Linked DNA regions of Homo sapiens: region 1 is linked to region 2. Evidence: chromatin loops called from intact Hi-C (ENCODE). Cell type or tissue: HCT116. All regions are shown on one strand. Each heading gives the region's core, and the rest is flanking DNA. Links, peaks and the distances in the headings are about the cores only. Region 1 overlaps LOC105370461 (a long non-coding RNA gene). Region 2 has its middle 510 kb from the start of FBXO33.

Region 1 (11,175 bases), core at 1,382-9,381, 450 kb before region 2:
ATTGGGAATGACAGCAAGTGGGGCCATTCCTGCTGCTCCCCTTAGTTTCCTGTCTGCATTTTACCTATTGCAGATGCAGTCACTATGTAATGTTTTTTGATTTCAGGTATAACCTCATCCTGGAGCAGGGCACCCTATCGTCAGATGGTATCATCTTTAAGGGGTTGTCTCAGCCATGCCTTTAGAATTACCTTTCATTGCTTGTCATGCTGGAAGCTTCTGAATGTTGCATTTTGTGATAGAAACAGTGGGTACCATGGTCATGTGCTCACATCTCCTTTGCGGTAAAGAAAAGGATCACTCATTAACATCCACCAGATAACATTCTCCATGAAAGCACCAAATAAGTAAGTATACAAAATACTAACCAATTGAAATTATCCAGCTTCTGTCATTGGCCCCCTTAGTGCTGGCATAATGGACAAAGCAGCCATGGTGACAGGGATGGAGGCTATGCCCGGGCCCAAAAGTATGAGTTCTCTCTCACCAAAGCTGAACTAGCTACTGCTGTGCTCACACCGTGGTCATATGCTCACATCTCCTTTGCTGTAAAGACAGTCCCTTGGTCCAAGACAATGTTATGTGGAATATGGTTAAAGTGAACCAGAAACATAAGTTCTCAGGTAGTGGTTCTGGCTAAGGGTCTGCAGGCAGAAAGGTCAAATCCATGTTGTAATATATGTTGATTCTTGTCAAAGTGATTTATTTCCACTTTCAGAGTGGAGAGGGTCCAGTGTAATCCATTTACCAACAACTGTCTCGTTAATTTCTTTGAGGGAATGTGCTATATTGGGGGCTCAGCTTTGTGTCTGTTACTGGTAGGTTAGATAATCTGTAGTAGCATAGCAGTAGCTAGTTCAGCCTTGGTGAGAGAGAGCCCATACTGTTGGGCCCATGCATAGCCTCCATCCCTGTTGCCGTGGCTGCTTTGTCCTAAATTATACTAGCACTAAGACGGCCAATGACAGAAACTGGATAATTTCAGTTGGTTAGTATTCTGTATACTTACTTGTTTAGTGCCTTCTTCATGCAGAATGTTCTCTGGTGAGTGTTAATGAGTCACCCAAAGATCTTCATACTTTATGTTTACCCCCCTAGGTCCATTCTCATGCCCCTTTTCCAGGAAAACCAATTAAGAGACTTGGCAGTCTTTTAGATGAGAGTCGAGGCCCTGAGCTAGCAGAGCGGCAGTGAGAATATAAATAAACAATGATATATGAGTGGAATTTTAAGTTAGGCTTGTGACATTTTGGAGACCTTAAAGTTCCTAATCTGATTGATTAGGAAGATCAGAAGTTTGTTTGTTTGTTTGTTTGTTTGTTTATTTATTTGAGATGGAGTCTTGCTTTGTCACCTAGACTGGAGTGCAATGGCGCAATCTCAGCTTACTGGAGCCTCCGCCTCCTGGGTTCAAGTGATTCTCCTGTCTCAGCCTAATGAGTAGCTGGGATTACAGGTGCTCACCACCATTCCTGGCTAATTTTTTTGTGTTTTTAGTGGAGATGGGGTTTCACATTTTGGCCAGGCTAGTCTTGAACTCCTGACCTCAAGTGATCCGCCTGCTTTGGCCTCCCAAAGTGCTGGGATTACAAGCATGAGCCACAGCGCCTGGCCAATTTATTTATTTTTAATTTCTCATTTATTTTTAATTTGGATAGGAGAACCTTATTTCTCAGAAAGGGTTGTAGCCTACAGGGTGGCCATTCTGACAGGCTAGGAAGTGTAGCCTCCGGCCAGAAGCCATAAACAGATACTTCAAGGGAGGGGCAAAGAGCAGGAATTTTTGCTGAGCAGGATGGCCAAATATACATATTTAATAAGTTATAGGAGGAGTCATAAGTATTTATGAAAGGAGAAACATGTGCATGCACAATTGAGCTTCATACTCCTTCACGGGTCCCATGTACAAAAATTGTCAGTGTTAGCGTGATCTGAGGGTGGAATTTTCGGTCCTCTGATGCCAAAAGGTGAAGCAGAGGACATTAAAACCCTTATGTACATTCTTCGTAGATTGGCCAGAACCACTCCATCATCATTGGTCTCTTATCGGGTGAAAAGGAGGGGAAGCATCAGGCTGTTGGTTGATATCAGTGGTGTAGTCTTTTGAAAGGGCTGGTTTCTGCTAAGCCCTTAGGGAAGAAAGGCTAATTATGGTTAGCAAGGTAGCGAGTATAACAACATGTGTCTGACCTCTCCATCCCATCAAGACTGAGAACTCAGTTTTCAAGATTTCTCTGGGGTTCCTTTGGCCAAGAAATGGTCTGTTTAATCAATTGAAGGGGCTTAGAATTTTATTTTTAGTTTACATTCTCTCCCATTTGGCCAAGACCTGCCAGACTTTTCTTTTGTCCCATATCATTGCTGGGGTGATGTGGCTACCTGCTGCAGGTCCATCCTGTCCCTCAGTGGGACCCTTGTGACAGAGGGACTTAGAGCCAAAAGACTTACAGCCAACTAAACATTTTATGCCAGATGAGAATGGAGGTGGGCAGGTAACCATCAACACTTAAAACCTTTTAAGCAACATAAGAGCCAAAAACCAAAGCCAAAAAGTAAGGTTATAAAAGTGACTTACCAGTTCTATGCACTGAGCTACTACAATCTTGGTGTTAGTTACAGACTTGTAGCCGTTAGCTATATAAAACATAAGCATTTTGCTAAAACCATTTTAAGCTAAGGAATTTAGAGATTTTGTTGTTCTGCAATGCCTTTTGCAATCTCTTAAGTAATTTATCTTAAGGTGGCTGAAAAATTTCTTATTATATCATTATTTGTGTGAACCCCGTAACTGGGAACAACTATACTGAGAAGGCTTTGTCACCAGGTGTCTTGATATTCTCTTAGTAATTCTCATTTACTTCTATGGAAAGCAGGAAATTCTTTATGGTTGGATGGATGGAAAGGGACCACAAGATGGCTCAGGAGGAAAAGTCTCTCAAAAATTTGCCAGCTCTTTAGGCAATCTGTGTGCCTGTCCTTGATTTGGAGAGTCTGAACTAATTCTGTCCCTCAAAACTGGCCCTTACAATCTCACACACCCACCTTTTCCCCCATAGTCTCTGGGCCTAGAGAGAGGGTGCATCTGTTGTTTCAGCAGCAAGGCAATGACAATGAAAAAAAGATTGGGTCCAATAAGATTGCAAATGAGGGACATTCACAGCCTTTGTAGAATCATCTCTGGTTTTTACAATATCATGATTCTGGTTTTCTCAGAAGAAGTAAAACAGTGAGAGATAAATAACATTAATAATTTGACAATCAAAAGAGAATGTGTATGTCAGAATGGAAAAAGGAACCTATTCTGTTAGGGAGACAACTAAAACCATCATGCAGAAATTAATTTTAATTGAGACAAAAGATTTAGGAAAAAGTTGCTCTGTAGGTTGGAGACACAAATTTTATTTTAGACCAGCAGACTATTAGAAATGCTGGTACAAAACTCAAGAAAGGAGTCAGAATTAAAGACAAACACATAGCTGTGTCATAATCCTACCCATTTTATAACTGAGAAATATGGGAGAAAAGATTGTTGTCGCCTCTCTAATATACCCATTATAATCTTCAACCTGCTGAGTACTGGGGGATTAGGATCATGGGGGAACAAACAGATAAACAACAGCTAACACAAGAAAATGGATTTAATCAGGTTTAAAGCTTAGTCTTATGTAAGAATTTAAACATTTCGTTTCAATAATGCTTAGTGTCTTGGAATAATTGCTCAGGGTCTCAGATAGCTTCTCTTCCTAAGACAACATCTAAGTATGTGGTGCTGGGGTGGCTTCTATGATGTTACAGCTTAAGGAAGGCAGGATTCCCAGATTTGCATATTATCCCAAGGCTCCTCTGGTTGCCATGGCGATGTCCTTTGTTTGCTGGCTGCTGCTGCTCTCTCTCAGCATTTGGATTGCTTCTCCCACAGTTTGGTCAGAGCCTAGTGATGCTGCTGGTTGACAAAGCTTCTGGTATTGGGGAGCCCTCTGGATATGAGCTGGAGTCAGCTCAGGCTGGGTGGCTCACTCTGAGCCTCCATCTTCACTTCCACACAGAAGTCTCACCTGGCAAGCTCCCTAGCAAGATACTCTAGGGCTGACATTTGCCCACCTTGGGAAAGCTAAACTCATAGGCTCAGGTGCAAAGTTATTTTGATACTTTCTTGGTTATTTGCCTTTTAATTTGTTTAGTATCTATCACTGGCCGCCCTCCTTCCTCTAACACATACACACACTAGAATATAAGCTCATGATAATGGGGATCTTGTAATTCTTGTTCATTGCTGAATAACAAGCTCCAGGAAAAGTACCTGTCACATCATTGGCTAATAATAGACCTCTGTTAAATCAATGAAAGGAGGAAGGACAAAAATAATAGATGAAATCCCTAAGGAAGAACATGTCAAGTGAGAACAAGATGAGGACTAAAGTGTTTAGTACATCTTCTACTTTCTATTTTAGAGGCAGAAGGCAAAAGAGGCTCTAGGGAAGGAAAGTGAGAACTATTCAAGAGAAGTGTGCAGAGGTTGGGAGTGTAAAATTGGGGCAAGCATGCATCAGTAGACAGAGGTGATCACTGTTGCATAAAGCTTCAGAAGTTGAGCAGGAGTAACGGAATTGGCAACTTGAAGGTTATTGGTAATTTCAGGGAAAGTGGTACCAAGACATGAACCTGGGAAATTCAGTTTCAAGGAATTGTGCCATAAAAGGGAGAAGAGAATTGCAGCAGGTGAAGTCTTTTATGAAGATTGAAGTGAAGGGAAGAAGAATTAGGATATGCCACCTGACTCTTCAGAGCAAAAGACTCACGGAGGATTTTTTTTTTTTTTTTTTTTTGCCTCCAAGACAGAAGAGACTTGGTGTATTGGTATGTAGGGAGGAACTGGTGGAGAGGAAAATGAGGAAGACTGAAGAAGAAGATGGTTTATGAATTTAGGTCTCAGAACTTGACTGGGAAGGGATGAGATCAGCCTTAGAAAGGAAGATAAGAAAATAAGAATGGATGGAAAATAGGAAATCTGAAGCAAGTGGGAGGAAAATAGAAGAATTCACATCCGATTTTGCTCAGTACAAGAGGTGTCCGGCTTATTGGCTAAGAATGTGTGTGTGCAGACCCCTGTGAAAATTGCATGGTGAAACAGGGCCATGTCACAAGGTGTGGCTCCTTACTGCCCACACTTCTTTGATCCTTTATTGACTCAAAGTGAGTGGCCATGCTCCCTGGAGGTTCCTTTAGAGAGAGTGCTTTAAAGAGAGTGCTTTAGACATTCTTGTTTAAATTCAGATAGGAGACTTGGTTAAGGTCTGAGTGTCTTCTCCCTATAGCGTAATCAGTTTCTAAAGAGAGGCCTGGGTGCCTTAAGGTTCCCTAGAATCAATATGAGGATCTCAAATCTCAGACTCAACCCTCTTCATGATTCTGGATTATGTAAGTGATATGAATAATTTCAGTACTACAAATCTCAGGTTTGTCCCTCAGCAATGCTGACTCATTATTAAATAAATAAAATTTATTTATGCTAAATTTTCCTTAGTTGATTCTCTTAAGAATATCTTGTTTTAGATTATCTCATGGTAATTAAGAGTTTATGAATTATATGCTAATGGGAAAATCTAACTTCACATATCTTCTTTATTCTGATTTCATCTATACGAATTTTGTAAAATGTAATATTGGGCAAGGTAAAAGCCACTCCATAGACAAGGAATTACATAATGTGTATATTTGGAATTGAAATGTTTATTTAAAATTTTTTATTAATAAAAGTTTATATAAAGTGATGTTTGCTTTGTTTATACTTTTTGATCATCAATCATTTATTCATTTATTATATATATATTTATTTTTATATATTATTATATATTTATTAATATTATATATTTATTATATATTTATTAGTCATCTATGTGCAGGTTCTGTTCCAGGTGCTAGGAATATAAATGCAGAAAAGATGTAGTCCCTGAATCTTAGGAGTTTATGGTCTAGTTATGGGAGACAGTATAATCAAGTAATCAACTAAGTACAATGGATAGTGTATGTGCCCAAAAAAGAGAGTTGTCAATTCTGGTTAAGAAGGATGGGAAACCTCTATAAAGGAAGGTTTTACTGTTGAAATGGTGTCTGAATTCTGAAGGGCTACAAGTTATCTTCATTAGATTACTATTAGAGGATAAAATTTCGCTGGCAAAGAACTCATCTTATGCAAATTTGTGTTCCCATACAAGGGAAGAATTTGTCAGTAAATAAAAGATAAAGGCTTCCAAAGAATCACGAAGTTTAAAATTATAATAAAAGGTTTTTTTTTAACCAATACCAGTAGGTGGCAGTGTAACCTCATTAAAAAAAGACCGATGTAAGGATGAAAATGACTTTCCTGATTTTCCAGTCCTGATAATGAGGGTCTTCTGGGTTAAAAATGGATAAGAAAAAGTGGTTTTGAAATTTTTTCTCTGCAGGGCAGCTTTTCCTTGAATAAGCTGCTGTCTCATTCCTCCCCTGCTTCTCATTCATCCTGAAAGATCTACATAAAATTGACTTGGACACCTCCCCTTCCAAGGCCTGTGGGAGTCAGAAATCCTTCTCAAGATTTCTGCACGGCACTGACCCAGAAACAAAACTAAGTTCCCTGCTTGATGTCCACTAAAAGCCCATTCACATAAAACATTCATGATTTTAAGTGCCTTTAGTGAAGATTTGAGGAAAGGATAGCAGCAGAGTGTATACAGCAGCAACAAAACAACCTCTAATGGATCAGGCAGCCTCTCTTGTCTCAAAATGTTCCTTGGCCACCCACCACTATGGAATTTTACTGAATTTCTTTTTGTCAGCCTTTCTCTATCTAGTTGGCTCCTCTTTTTCCCTGCTCAGCCCTGTAATTTCAATTTTTTTCTCTCTTCTCCATTCCTTCTTCACTCTACCTCTTTCTTCTTTTCTTTACCTCCCTTTTCCCTCCTCTTCCCTCCCTCTTGCTCTTTCTTTCTCCCCTCCAAACCCACCAGTGTGCTCTGTGGTAGTGAGCCCTTCACTTAACAAAATCCCTCCTCTTTCTCCTCCTCCTCCCCACCATTGCCAAAAGGCAGCAGTGCCAGTTTATTACCCTGAAACAGAAAGCACGACAGTAATTTCAGTGTAATAAAAATGCTTTAAAAAACACTTCCCTGCAGATTTTTTTTAAATTAAGAAAATTGTGGTGGTTGCAGGTTTTTGCTAAGCAGGGTATTAATGAGTTTGTTAATATTCTCTACTCCTCCATCCATCTTCCATTTGCCTAGAAAATAAATCCCAGTTACTATCTGACTATCAGTATTTACCTTATTTGCCATTGATGTTGTTTTTGTTTTGTTTTTCCTTTAGGGTTTGTCTTGGTCCATTTTATGCTGCTATAACAGAACACCACAGACTGAGAAATTTATAAGGAATAGAAGTTTATTTGCCTCATGTTTCTGGAGGCTGGGAATTCCAAGATCAAGGGGCTGCATAGATTGAGGTCCTTTTTGCTGACTCATAACGTGGAAAGAGAGTGCACTGCATAGAAGAAAGGAGGCCAAACTCATTCTTTTATCATGAGCCTACTCCTGAAATAACTCACTCTCAAGATAATGGCATTAATCCATTCATGAAGGCAGAATACTCATGATGTAATCACCTCTTAAAAGGTCCTATTTCCTAACACTGTTGCATTAGGGATTAAGCTGTCAACACATGAATATTGGGGGACACATTCAAACCATAGCAAGAGTTCTTTGTCTTTGTGACTCGGTGTGGTTCAGCAAATTGCGATTGGTCTGCTATAGCGGACTTTCCCCTCACCTCCCAAATGTTTATTATGAAAAATTTCATTTTAAAGAAAGGTGGAAGGAATTGTTGAAAGAATATGTCATCTAGTTTCTACTGTTGTTAACATTGTGTCATATTTGCCTTTTCATCCATCCAACCACCCATCCATCTAGCTACCTTATAATTACTATTATTACTTATTATTACTATTATTTTTAAAGACACCTCTATTAAAGCAACCATCTTATTTTTTGATTTTATTTATTTTCAAAGTTAGTTGCAGACATTAGTATACTTTACTCCTAGACATTTTAGCGTGAACATAATTAACTGGAGTATAATACTTGTTTTCAATTTCTTTTTATTTTTGAGGTAAAATTTACATACAGTGAAATCCAAATCTTAAGTGTACCACTAGATAAATTTTGATAAATGCATTATGCCTGGTCTTCACACACCCTTTTCAATATATAGAAAATTTCCAGATAATTTATTTTGTTGTTTTTTTCACACACTAAGTTCTAGACTTTTCCAGGTCCGAGGGAACTATTAGGGGGGAAAGTACTTGTTATAGTAAAAAAGATTTTAGGTGTGTTTGTTTTTAAGGTGCAGAAACACATCGCAGATTAAGGTCTGCATCTCTGCTTTTTGTTATTGTTCCAGTTTGATCTCAGTGACATTACAAGCAAGCAGAAACACTCAGACATGAAATGGCCAGTGCCTGTGAGTTAAGAGCAGGATCTAGGTCTATTTTTTTGATATGTATCTCAACTACCTGGAATACTTTATACTTTTGGCACTCAATAAATATTTGTTGCTGCCAGACGATCTGCCACAAAAATTTACTGGGTCTATTTTATGGCTATTGTTTGTTCACCTTGAAAATAATCATGGGATCATAGAAGTCAAAGTCATGGAGAGCAGCACAGAGGTTTCTCAGCTGTTGATAAGTTCTTTACAGTAAAGCAGGGTTAAATGTAGAAGGTATGATACTGAGAGCTTCTCAAAGGTACAGAGGTGAATAGAGGAAAAAGAGCAGATAAATTCAGACAGAATGTCGTTAAGGTCCTAGCAGAAAAAAGACCTGAATTCGGAGTTCTCTTATGCTTTCTACTGGAGTTCCAACTCTGTGCTTGACCTTTCCAGGGCCTGCAGGTGCATGAAGATGGGTGGTTACTATTCCTAGAAAATGTTTATGTAGAAAAATACTGATACATGCTGATATGGTTTGACTGTGTCCCCACCCAAATCTCATCTTGAATGGAACATATTGCAAAGTGGTAGCATGATATTTTACTAAACTAAGTTACTGTCAAGACATTCAGAGATATTTTTAAATGGTACACCAAATTTCAACACCCTAAATGCTCACTCAAGCTGATTACAAATGATTGCTTGCCATTCTTTGTGTATGAGTGTGATTACCACCTGCAGTAACTTAAAGACGACTATTCAGGGTGAAATCTGCCTCTGAATTGCCATCCTGGTCACAAATCTTTTCCTTCCCAAGTGGAAATCTTCTCCAGAAGAAATAATAACAATAGTATTTTGGTTAGTGTTCAGTTGTGGAGAGTAAAACTCACTCTAGCTAGTTTAAGCAGTAAGGTGTTCATCACGGAGCATTAAATGGCCCACAGATTTTAGGTTGAGTGTCCAGGAATGGTTCCCAAAGCCACATTGGCTGTCAAGGGATTATGCCTTTGCTACCATTAGAAAGCCATGGTATAAGAAAGATACCATCACAGCTGTTAGCTCTAGAGCCTCTGCTATCAGTGGAAAATAGCCTACCAAGTTAGGAAACCTTTGCTACAGCTGCTGTCCCAGGCTGCCACTGCAGTTCTAAGGCACATCAACAAAATTGGATTCCAGACTCTAGGCTGAGTGTCATTCCTGGACACTCAACCTAGAAGTTTAACATCTAATTGTAGGAACTTAAATCTAGAATCCTAGGTGCAAGGGATTGGGAAATGGTGCAAGGGATTTAGTCCCATTATATTAAAAGAAGTTAGAATGCATGCTTACTGGCCAGTGTTTACTAGAAATATCTAACATTTGTCAAGAACCTGTACGTGAGTCACGGTAATTACTTCTTCACATGAATGATCTGAGTCTTACAACCACCCAATTAGGTAGTTACGTCCTATTAGTGAGATACTATTATTATAGCCACTTTTACAGGTGAGGAATCTGCTGGTAGGAAAAGTTATTTTCTCAAGCTCGGGTCACAGAACAGAACATGGTGAAATTGGCATTTGAACCTAAGTGTGTTTGACTCTAAATTCTGGAATCTGGTCTCTTAACAATCATACTATACTGTTTCTACTATCTTTACCAATTAAGTGAAAAGAAAATTAGTTTAAAAGATATTTGGATATCATCAATCATCAAGACACTGTGCTAAGATCATACATAAATTTTTTTTTTTTTTGAGACAGTCTTGCCTGTCACCCAACCTGAAGTGCAGTGGCATGATCTCGGCTCACTGCAGACTCCGCATCCTAGGTTCAAGCAATTCTCCTGCCTCAGTCCCCAAGTAACTGGGATTACAGGTGTGTGCCACCATGCCTGGCTAATTTTTGTATTTTTAGTAGAGATGGGGTTTCACCATGTTGACCAGACTGGTCTCGAACTCCTGACCTTGTGATCTGACTGCCTTGGCCTCCCAAAGTGCTGGGGTTACACGTGTGAGGATGGCATTAATCTAGAGGTAAACTATAGGCACAATTATTATACAAGGTAGGAAGTAAATGTCATAAGAGAGTATAGACAAAATGCCCTTGGAATTATTTGGAGAGATTTACTCAGAGAATTCAGAAAGAAGTTTAGCTAACACTGGGCTTTGAAGGGTAAATGGTTTTTGAACATTCAGAAAAGGAAGAAGGTTACTTGTATCAGGCTGTTCTCATGCTGCTAATAAAGACATACATGAGACTCAGTAATTTATAAAGAAAAGAGGTTTAAATGACTCACAGTTCAGCATGTCTTGGGGAGGCCTCATGAAACTTACAATCATGGCAGAAGAGGAAGCAAACACATCCTTCACATGGAGGCAGCAAGGAAAAGTGCAGAGCTGATATGATTTGGCTGTGTCCCCACCCAGATCTCATCTTGAATTCCCATGTGTTGTGGGAGGGACCCAGTGGGAGATGATTGAATGATGGGGGCAGATATTTCCCGTGCTGTTCTCATGATAGTGAATAAGTCTCATGAGATCTTATGGTTCTACAAGGGGGAGTTTCCCTGCACAAGCTCTCTCTCTTTGCCTGCTGCCATCCATGTAAGATGTGACTTGCTCCTCTTTGCCTTCCACCATGATTTTGAGGCTTCCCCAGCCACGTGGAATTGTGAGTTCTCTGTTAAACCTCTTTCCTTTGTAAATTGCCCAGTCTCAGGTATGTTTTTATCAGC
Region 2 (11,175 bases), core at 1,770-9,769:
ATAGATCAATGGAACAGAACAGAGCCCTCAGAAATAACACCGCATACCTACAACTGTCTGATCTTTGACAAACCTGAGAAAAACAAGAAATGGGGAAAGGATTCCCTATTTAATAAATGGTGCTGGGAAAACTGGCTAGCCATATGTAGAAAGCTGAAACTGGATCCCTTCCTTACACCTTATACAAAAATCAATTCAAGATGGATTAAAGATTTAAACGTTAGACCTAAAACCATAAAAACCCTAGAAGAAAACCTAGGCATTACCATTCAGGACATAGGCATGGGCAAGGACTTCATGTCCAAAACACCAAAAGCAATGGCAACAAAAGACAAAATTGACAAATGGGATCTAATTAAACTAAAGAGCTTCTGCACAGCGAAAGAAACTACCATCAGAGTGAACAGGCAACCTACAAAATGGGAGAAAATTTTCGCAACCTACTCATCTGACAAAGGGCTAATATCCAGAATCTACAATGAACTCAACCAAATTTACAAGAAAAAAACAAACAACCCCATCAAAAAGTGGGCAAAGGACATGAACAGACACTTCTCAAAAGAAGACATTTATGCAGCCAAAAAACACATGAAAAAATGCTCATCATCACTGGCCATCAGAGAAATGCAAATCAAAACCACAATGAGATACCATCTCACACCAGTTAGAATGGCAATCATTAAAAAGTCAGGAAACAACAGGTGCTGGAGAGGATGTGGAGAAATGGGAACACTTTTACATTGTTGGTGGGACTGTAAACTAGTTCAACCATTGTGGAAGTCAGTGTGGCGATTCCTGAGGGATCTAGAACTAGAAATACCATTTGACCCAGCCATCCCATTACTGGGTATATACCCAAATGACTATAAATCATGCTGCTATAAAGACACATGCACACATATGTTTATTGTGGCATTATTCACAATAGCAAAGACTTGGAACCAACCCAAATGTCCAACAATGATAGACTGGATTAAGAAAATGTGGCACATATACACCATGGAATACTATGCAGCCATAAAAAATGATGAGTTCATGTCCTTTGTAGGGACATGGATGAAATTGGAAATCATCATTCTCAGTAAACTATCGCAAGAACAAAAAACCAAACACCACATATTCTCACTCATAGGTGGGAATTGAACAATGAGATCACATGGACACAGGAAAGGGAATATCACACTCTGGGGACTGTGGTGGAGTGGGGGGAGGGGGGATGGATAGCATTGGGAGATATACCTAATGCTAGATGACGAGTTAGTGGGTGCAGCGCACCAGCATGGCACATGTATACATATGTAACTAACCTGCACAATGTGCACATGTACCCTAAAACCTAAAGTATAATAAAAAAAGAAAAGAAAAAGAAAAAAAAAAAAAAGAAAGTTATTGAAGATTAAAATGCTTATTCTATAATAAAAGCCAATGCCAGCATGCTGATATATAATCTCTATAGATCAAAAAATATTCATGCCTTATTCTCAGATTTTTAATAGTGGCTCTAAGCAGTCTTAAAAATTTATTATTTAGACACCTTATCCTATATTTTAAAAATATTTTGTTAGTATACTGTGGATGTTATACAAGTCATATAATGGATAGAGAATTTCTTACATAAATTTACAATATAATTTTTTTAAATAAAACTTTTGTGAAATTATTTTCAAATGTTAAAAAAAAAATAAAACTTCTCAGAGTTATTTTGTACTGAATGGAAGTCCCACCAAGTCCTGCTAATTCTATTTAAATGTCTTCCGCATCCACCATGCACTTTTTATCTCTATTGTTAATATACTTGGTTCAAACATTCATCATCGTGTATGCTTTGGAATTAGTCTCCTAACTGAACTTGAAAGTCTTTATTTCTCACGTTGTCATCAGATATCTCTTTCTGACTTACAAAACTGAAACCTGTTTGAAGCCCACTCTAGCACATAGTAAGTATTCAACAAAAATTATTTTTCTTCCTAATATTTCTCTTCTAGTGATGTAGCACGTTGCTTGTAAATAAGCAAGCTCTCCAACATTGGTGACATTCAGGTAGCTGCTGAATAAAATATGTTAGGGATTCCACAGCAGGGATTTTCCTATAGTGTTGAGATTGGACTGGAACAACTAAGTTGCTTTCCAGCTCTTGGCATTCTCTAATTCTATGACATGGAGACAGGCCGAGTTTAAGAAAATTATCACTTTGAAAAATTCACAATATTTTAGACATTTTTTTTCAGTCCCGTTTGGATGTCCTCTTAGTTCCAAATATCTGTATAAATCCTATTAAGTGACTGGGTTAAGTGACTGGGTGCGGTGGCTCATGCCTGTAATCCCAGAACTTTGGGAAGCTGAGGAGGGCAGATCATGAGGTCAGGAGTTTGAGACCAGCCTGGCCAACATGGTGAAACCCTGCCTTACTAAAAATACAAAAATTAGCTGGGCATGGTGGTGGGCGCCTATACTCCTAGCTACTTGGGAGGCTGAGGCAAGAGAATCACTTGAAACTGTAAGGTGGAGGTTGCAGTGAGCCGAGATCGCGCCACTGAACTCCAGCAAAACTCCGTCTCAAAAAAAAAAAAAAAAAAAACACCTACTAAATGTGAGATTTTAAAAAATAGATTTTAATACCTACAGAAATTTGTTCATTATATTAGGTATACAGTTTTATACCTGATTGATTAGGAGAATCTTTATGACAATGTTTTTTCCTCCGAAGAGTTTTTTCCTCTGTTTCTTTTGAACATGCTAAAGAGAAACAGACAAAAGAAAGGAACATTGTTTAATATTGATGTTTTGATTATTTTGATGTTATAAAAAATAACTAAAGCAAATGATATTTGCAAATATTTAGTTTTTTATTATTTAAATGTGCTGTCAAATATCATATAAGAAAGGTGAAACAAATAAACCAAATAACAAATAAGCACATTGTGGCATTGGCCAGAACCTGCTGTGATTATTAATTATGGATTCTCATTTTCTATATATAATGATCTCACTATAACTCCAGTTGAGGAGGTTAGAAATGAACTTAGAATTCTGGCATGAAGTGACCACTTTGAAAACTATTGTTTTCTCTGTAACTGAAGGTTTTGGAATAGATTTGAAGAGAGCCATCTTATGTTGAATTTTATTTCATAGCAACTAGTTTTATAGCACATTCTCATAACAGTGAATTTTCAGTTTTTGTATTTGAATTATTAAGGTGATAATCAAGCTGCTGCCTTGCTTGTGCTTGTATCTGCACCTGTACAATTCTTTGATATGCATACTTTTTCTTGTATGATTAAGGGATTTTTGCCATATTGCCCAGCCTGGTATTGCAATAAGACACATTTCTCCACAAAGTAGGCTGAGTCACACCCTGAGAATAAAGTCCTCATAGAGCTGCTGTTTACTTAGGAGAGAGGCTTGTCCCTGAGACCAGAAATTAGGAATGGGAGGAATTTATTGGGCATTAGTGTTAGAATCCTTCTTGGACCATGGAGGCATCACAGTGACTGAAAGGCTACTAGGTCCTAGAGATATTCTCTGTGTGAAGCCTCCTGGGATTTGTGAAGATTTATGGTGTGAAGCTGGTGTCTTTGAACTGACCCTTTGAAACTAAGATATTGAGATTCTCTTTTCTCTGTGTCAGGAGTATGGAATAGGCCAGGTTTTAAGGGCCAGTTAGGGAAAAACAATTAAGCAACAATGAAAACAATTTACATTTGTCTAGGTTGAATTGTTTTATCTCTCTGACCCATTTTTACTTTCTTTTTCCCTTTCTGCTTCAGCATCTGTTAGATGCAGAATTGTGCCACCCTTCCCAAATTCCTATGCTGAAGCTCTTACCCCTAGTAACTCAGAGTGTGACTGTATTTGGAGTCTTTAAAGAGATGGTTAAGGTAAAATAGGCCATTAAGATGGGCCCTATTCTAATCTGATTGGTGTTCTTATAAGAAGAGGAAATTTGGACACACGAAGAGATACCAGGGATGTGTGTGCACAGAAAAAACACAGGAGGTGACCATCTGTTAGCCAAGGAGAGAGGCCTCAGGAGAAACTGGAGCTTTTGACACCTTAACCTCTTAGACTTCTTCGGAACTGTGAAAAATAAAATTTTCTTGTTTAAGCCACCAAGTCTGTGGTACTTTGTTATCATAGCCTAAGCAGATGAATATAGCATCTAACAAAGCACCCCTTTGGAGTACCAGCTGGGTGTGTCAGTGCTGAAGGGAACCAAACAACCCAGGACACAGAAATCAATAAGAGAGAATACCAAGAGGTAGATAAAATTTATGACTTCTGTGTCTTGTTGCTTTTGCTCAGTAGGCATGGGAGTTCTTTTTTATTTTTTAAGAAAGAAGACAATTCCCCTCGAATTACCAGTTGTAAGCTGAACGATGAAGAAACTTGGAAGATTAAAGTGAATTATATTAACCAAATCATTTTCATTTCGTGTAGTTTTAAATGCAGTTGTTTAAAATCTATGTGAGATTTTTTTTAATTGCTTTTGAATCCTGGGAAAATGAGTTCTTACAAACTGTCATAATTCTGAGACATCAGCTTTTCCTTCGTCAGATATTTGTAGAAACCAGGAGCTGAAACAAAGCAATGGTTCAGGCAACCACAGAGACTTGCATGGATGATCACGTAAACTATACACCTATTCCCCATGGCTGAAGCTATCTGGTATATCATACTGTTTAAATATAATATTCTCAGAATTTAGGGAGAATCTGAAACAAAAAGAGCTGTGGTTTTATTTTGTAATTATAGAAGTATTACATGAGACAATTGTAAACCACTTACAGTTGTTAGAAGATAGTATTACAGTGCTTTTATTGTATTTCCTATATTTATTTATGACTTTTCAGTATTCTAATATAATTTTCCTTGAGCTTCTGAATTATTAGATCCTCTATATTATTATGACTATATATTGAATTATCAAGTACTAAAAAGTGTAAAACATTTCTGATTTCATGTAAACCTTGATTTTCAAGTTTCCGATCAAGAAAAGAAAAAAATGAAGAAAACTTTCATGTTGTTTCTAATTTGTTTTTTCTCCCCCCTTCAAATCAGAAGAGGGCCTGTAAATTCTAGAGGGAACTATTTTTTTATGCCTCAGGGAAAAAGTCTGTTATTGACTTAGACTGGCTAAATCTTAGGGGTTAATGTTGGTATTTCTATCCTAACTGTTCTACTCTATTAATTTCATATTAATAAAAATTATCACAAATTTAGTAGCTCAAAACAACGCATATTTATTTATTCTCTTAGAGTTCTAGGGGCCAGAATTCTAAAACTAGTATAACTGGGCTAAAATGAAGGTGTTGGCTGGCCTGTGTTCTTTCTAGAGGCTCTAGGGAAGAATTTGTTTCCCTGCCTTTTCAAGCTCCTAGAGGCTGCCTGCGTACCTTGGCTTGCAAATCCTTCCTCTATATTTAAAGCCAGCTGTATAGCATCTTCAAGTCTCTCTCTCTGACTTCTCCTTCTGTCCTTATGTCTCATTCTCCGACTGACTCTCCTGACTCCCTCCTATAAGGACCCTTATGATTATATTGGACCAATGGATAATCCAGGGTAATCTTCCATCTCAGAATCCTTTACATAGTCACATATGTGAAGTTTCTTTTGCCATTTAAGGTAACATATTTACAGGTTCTGAGTATTAGGACATGGACATCTTTGGGGGACCATTATTCTGCCTCTCATACCCATACAACCTGAAGCCCTTCTGCTTGTGAAATGGATCTATCAGGGCTCACACGCAGTGGATTAATTATCTTGGGAATTTTAATAGTCAGACTTACAGAGTACATGTATGCAATCGTGATCAGATTTAATGGGTATACCGGATTTAATAAAGAACTGCTGTTGGTGTGAAAACAGCCTGATGGATGCAAGTTGTCAGAGGATATAGAGGTCCACAACCCATTATCTGTAACTTAGGACGAGCTGGGTTTCAGACTTTTTTTTAAATTTTATTATTATTATACTTTAAGTTTTAGGGTTCACGTGCACAATGTGCAGGTTTGTTACATATGTATACATGTGCCATGTTGGTGTGCTGCACCCATTAACTCGTCATTTAGCATTAGGCATATCTCCTAATGCTATCCCTCCCCCTCCCCCCACCACACAACAGTCCCCAGAGTGTGATGTTCCCCTTCCTGTGTCCATGTGTTCTCATTGTTCAGTTCCCACCTATGAGTGAGAACATGCAGTGTTTGGTTTTTTGTCCTTGTGATAGTTTGCTGAGAATGATGGTTTCCAGTTTCATCCATGTCCCTACAAAGGACATGAACTCATCATTTTTTATGGCTGCATAGTATTCCATGGTGTATATGTGCCACATTTCTTAATCCAGTCTATTGTTGTTGGACATTTGGGTTGGTTCCAAGTCTTTGCTATTGTGAATAGTGCCTCAATAAACATATGTGTGCATGTGTCTTTACAGCAGCATGATTTATAATCCTTTGGGTATATACCCAGTAATGGGATGGCTGGGTCAAATGGTATTTCTAGTTCTAGATCCCTGAGGAATCACCACACTGACACCATCTGATCTTTGACAAACCTGACAAAAACAAGCAATGGGGAAAGGATTCCCTATTTAATAAATGGTACTGGGAAAACTGGCTAGCCATATGTAGAAAGCTGAAACTGGATCCCTTCCTTACACCTTATACAAAAATTAATTCAAGATGGATTAAAGACTTACATGTTAGACCTAAAACCATAAAAACCCTAGAAGAAAACCTAGGCAATACCATTCAGGACATAGGCATGGGCAAGGACTTCATGTCTAAAACACCAAAAGCAACGGCAACAAAAGCCAAAATTGACAAATGGGATCTAATTAAACTAAAGAGCTTCTGCACAGCCAAAGAAACTACCATCAGAGTGAACAGGCAACCTACAAAATGGGAGAAAATTTTTGCAACCTACTCATCTGACAAAGGGCTAATATCCAGAATCTACAATGAACTCAAACAAATTTACAAGAAAAAAACAAACAACCCCATCAAAAAGTGGGCAAAGGATATGAACAGACACTTCTCAAAAGAAGACATTTATGCAGCCAAAAAACACATGAAAAAATGCTCATCATCACTGGCCATCAGAGAAATGCAAATCAAAACCACAATGAGATACCATCTCACACCAGTTAGAATGGCAATCATTAAAAAGTCAGGAAACAACAGGTGCTGGAGAGGATGTGGAGAAATAGGAACACATTTACACTGTTGGTTTCAGATTTTTAAAAGGTAATGTGGTTCAGAACTATATATTACATAACGTTCCCAGTGGGCTCTGTAGCTAGATTAATTACTATTTCTGCAGTAAAAGATGAATATTCATATTTCTTATTAAGATAAAAAGCACCTTAAATAGCCTTTTATCAGTTCCTGTCAGGTTTTTGCTGCCTCTTGACTTGCAAAAAATATGCAATTTTTAGAAGCCTTTTGATTTTGTAATTGTCTATGGTATCATTGCGTAGGGAAGACCAAGAGCCAGAAAATACACAATGCACACATGCACATGTGCAGATACCTCTGCAAACAACTTTAATATACTTGTGTGTTTAGTCAAAGTTGGGCTGAAATTTGTGCATGAAAATGAGCTAGAAAAAAGTAGGTTCATACATAATAAGAACTTTACTAAGTATTCTGTCATAAATCTCTTTTCTCACTTGAATATAAGGAGCTGTTCTTGTATAGTTAGAGAAAACAACTATAGATGATTGAACTACTAGAAATTTTTCTTGGTACAGAGCCCTTAGTTTTTCTAACATTTACCTGGTAGGAACACTACGTGAGGGAAAAGAGTATTTTTCTCTAGACTGATGGAAACTAACTCTTCTAAATGTCGTTAGAGCTCTCGGAGAGCTAAGGGAGATCCATCAGTATGATTTTTTTTTTTTTTTTTTTTTGGTGGTGAGGGGGTACCCATTACCTCAAACATTTATCCTTTATGTTACAAGCAATGCAATTGTGTTTTATCTCTGTGAGTGTAATTATTTTAATTTTTAGCTCCCAGAAATAAGTGAGAACAGGCAAAGTTTGTCTTTCTGTGCCTGGCTTATTTTGCTTAACATAATAACCTCCAGTTCCATCCATATTGTTGCAAATGACAGGATGTCATTCTTTTTTTTTTAAATTTATTACTGGCTAGTACTCCATTGTGTATATGTAACAGATTTGCATTATCCATTCATCTGCTGAACACTTAGGTTGCTCCCAAATCCTAATTATTGTGAGTAAAAAAGTGCTGCAATAAACATGGTAGTGCAGATACCTCTTGCATGTATTAATTTCCTTTCTTTTGGATGTATACCTATGAGTGGGATTGCTGGATCATATGGTGGCTCGATTTTTAGGTTTTTGAGAAACTTCCAAGCTGTTCTCCATAGTGATTTCACTAATATACATTCTCACCAAAAGTGTATGAAGGTTCCCTTTTCTCCACATCCTCACCAGAATTTGTTATTGTCTCTTTTGGATATAAGGCATTTTAACTGGGGTGAGATGATATCTCATTGTAGTTTTAACTTTGCATTTCTCTGATGATCAATTATTTTGAGCATCTTTTCACATACCTGTTTGCCATTTGTATGTCTTCTTTTGAGAAAGTATCCAAATCTTTCACTCATTTTTAACGAGATTATTAGATTTTTTCTCCTGTAGAGTTATATATTCTAGTTATTAATCCTTTGTCACATGGGTAGTTTGCAAATATTTTCTCTCATTCTGTGGGTTGTCTCTTCACTCTGTTTATTGTTTCCTTTCCTGTGCAGAAGCTTTTAAACTTGTGACCTCATATATCCATTTTTGCTTTGATTGCCTGTGCTTGTGGGGTATTACTCAAGACATTTTTGTCCTGTCCAGTGTCCTGGAAATTTTCCCCTCTGTTTTCTTTTAGTGGTTTCCTAGTTCGAAGTCTTAGATTTAAGTCTTAAATCGATTTTGATTTGATTTTTGTGTATGACAAGAGACAGGAGTCTAGTTTCATTCTTCTGCACATGGATATCCAGTTTTCCCAGCACCATTTACTGAACGGACTCTTCTTTCCCCACTGAATGTTCTTGCCAACTTAGTCAAAAAAGAGTTCACTGTAGATGTATTGATTTATCTCTAGGCTCTCTATTCTGTTCCACTGATCTATATCTCTTTTTATGCCAATACCACCCTGTTTTGGTTACTATAACTCTGTGGTATAACTTAATGTCAGGTAGTGTGATTCCTCCAATTTTATTATTTTTGCTTGGGATAGCGTTGGCTATTCTGGGTCTTTTGTGATTTAGTATAAATTTTAGGATTTTTTTTTCTATTTTCGTGAAGAATGCCATCGGTATTTTGATAGGATCTCATCAAATTTATAGATTTCTTTGGGTAGTATGGATATTTTAACAATATTCGTTCTTCTAATCCATGAAAATGAAATATTTTTCCCTTTTGTGTGTGTCTTCTTTGATTTCTTGCATCAATGTTTTATAGTTTTTTTTTTTGTAGAGATCTTTCATTTCTTAGCATAATAATTCCTACATATTTAATTTCATTCTTAGGTCTAAGGGGAATTTCTTTCTTTATTTTTCAGATTGTTTGTTGTTGGCATATGGAAATACTACTAATTTTTCTGTGTTGATTTCATACCCTGCAACTTTACTAAATTCGTTTATCAGTTCTAATAGTTTTTTCTGGTGGAGACTTTGGGTTTTTCTAAATATAAGATCATATCATATGTAAACAAGGATAATTTGACTTTTTCCTTTCTAATTTGGATGCCCTTTGTTTCTTTCTCGTGTCTGATTATTCCAGCTGGAAGTTCTAGTACTATGTTGAATAACACTGATGAAAAGGGGTATCCTTGTCATGTTCTTAATCTTAGAGAAAAGGCTTTCAGTTTTTTTCCCAGTTCAGTATGATATTAGCTATGGGTTTGTTATATATGGCTTTTATTATGTTGAGGTATATTCCTTCTATACCCAGTTTTCTGAGCGTTTTTATTATGAAGGTATGTTGAATTTTATCAAATGCTTTTCCAGCATCAATAAAATGATCATATGATTTTTGTCCTTTATTCTGTTGACATGATGTATCACATTAGTTGATTTACATATGCTGAGCCCTCCTTACAACCCTGGGATAAACCCCACTTGGTCATGATGAATTATCTTTTTAATGTATTGTTAATTTCATTTGCTAGTATTTTGTTGAGAATATTTGCATCAATATTCAGTGATATTGCATGTAGTTTCCTTTTATTGATATGTCTTTGTTTGGTTTTGATATCAGGTAAGACTGGCCTTGTAGAATGAGTTTGAAAGTATTCCTTCCTCATTTTCTGGAATAGTTTGAGTAGAATTAGTAATGGTTCTTCTTTAAATGTTTTGTAGAATTCAGCAGTGAAGCCATTGGGTCCCAGACTTTTATTTGCTGGGAGACTTTTTATTACAACTTTGATCTCATTACTTGTTATTCATGTGTTCAGATTTTGAATTTTTTCAGGGTTCAATTTTGTTAGGTTGTATGTGTCTAGGAATTATTTATTTCTTCTATATTTTCCACTTTATTGGCAAGTAGTTATGGTAGTCTCTAATGAAACTTTGAATTTCTGTGGTATCAGCTGTAATATCTCTCTTTTGATCTCTGCTTTTATGTATTTGTGTCTTACCCTTTTTTTTTCTTAGTTTGGCTAAAAGTCTGTCAATATTTTAAATCTTTTTGAAAAAACAACTTTGTTTCATTGATCTTGTTATTTTTTCATTTCAATTTCATTTATTTCTCCTCTGATCTTTATGATTTATTTTCCTCTATTATTTTTGGGTTTGGTTTACTCTTGCTATTCTAATTCTTAAAGATGCATCATTAGGTTGTTTATTTGAAGTTTTCTTCTCTTTTGATGTAGGCACTTACAGCTATAAAATTCCCTCTTAGTTCTGCTTTTGCTGTGTCCCATAGGTGTGGGTATGTTGTGTTTCTTTTATCACTTGTTTCAAGAAAGTTTTTAACTTCTTTCTTAATTGATCCTTTGACCCACACTTTCAAGTTTATTTAGAGCCTCAGAATGCTTTATCCCATGGTGGTGAGGCTTGCAAGAACTGAAGTTCTTATTGCCGGGATGAGTGATTCACCTCTGGCTAGGGCCAGTTTAAATATTCCCTCTGTGGGCATGAGTCAGCTGAGTTCAGCTCCA

What was found. A loop is a pair of places that touch in the nucleus more often than their neighbours do. Peaks named below come from ENCODE experiments on the same cell type or tissue, not always from the same donor. Only the 100,000 strongest peaks of a DNase experiment are listed, where the experiment ranks them.
Region 1: it touches region 2 in a loop (5-fold over the local background); 2 of 110 quality-filtered maps call a loop at or near these places.

What each region holds. Positions count from the first base shown.
Region 1 is chr14:39,484,911-39,496,085 of GRCh38, forward strand. All of the region lies in intron 2 of LOC105370461 (a long non-coding RNA gene), which reads left to right. The region is part of intron 2 of LOC105370460 (a long non-coding RNA gene); the gene reads left to right. LOC112267899 (a long non-coding RNA gene) reads left to right here. Exons shown (of 3, transcript XR_001750732.3): 2 at 107-347; 3 at 7,345-8,608. Among named protein-coding and RNA genes, the nearest start is that of FBXO33, 58 kb to the left of the region's middle. In HCT116, for the core only: a CTCF peak has its summit at 6,323 (motif pointing right); a DNase peak (open chromatin) is centred at 6,351.
Region 2 is chr14:39,935,841-39,947,015 of GRCh38, forward strand. No RefSeq gene overlaps it. Among named protein-coding and RNA genes, the nearest start is that of FBXO33, 510 kb to the left of the region's middle. In HCT116, for the core only: no CTCF peak of the experiment used is centred there; no DNase peak of the experiment used is centred there.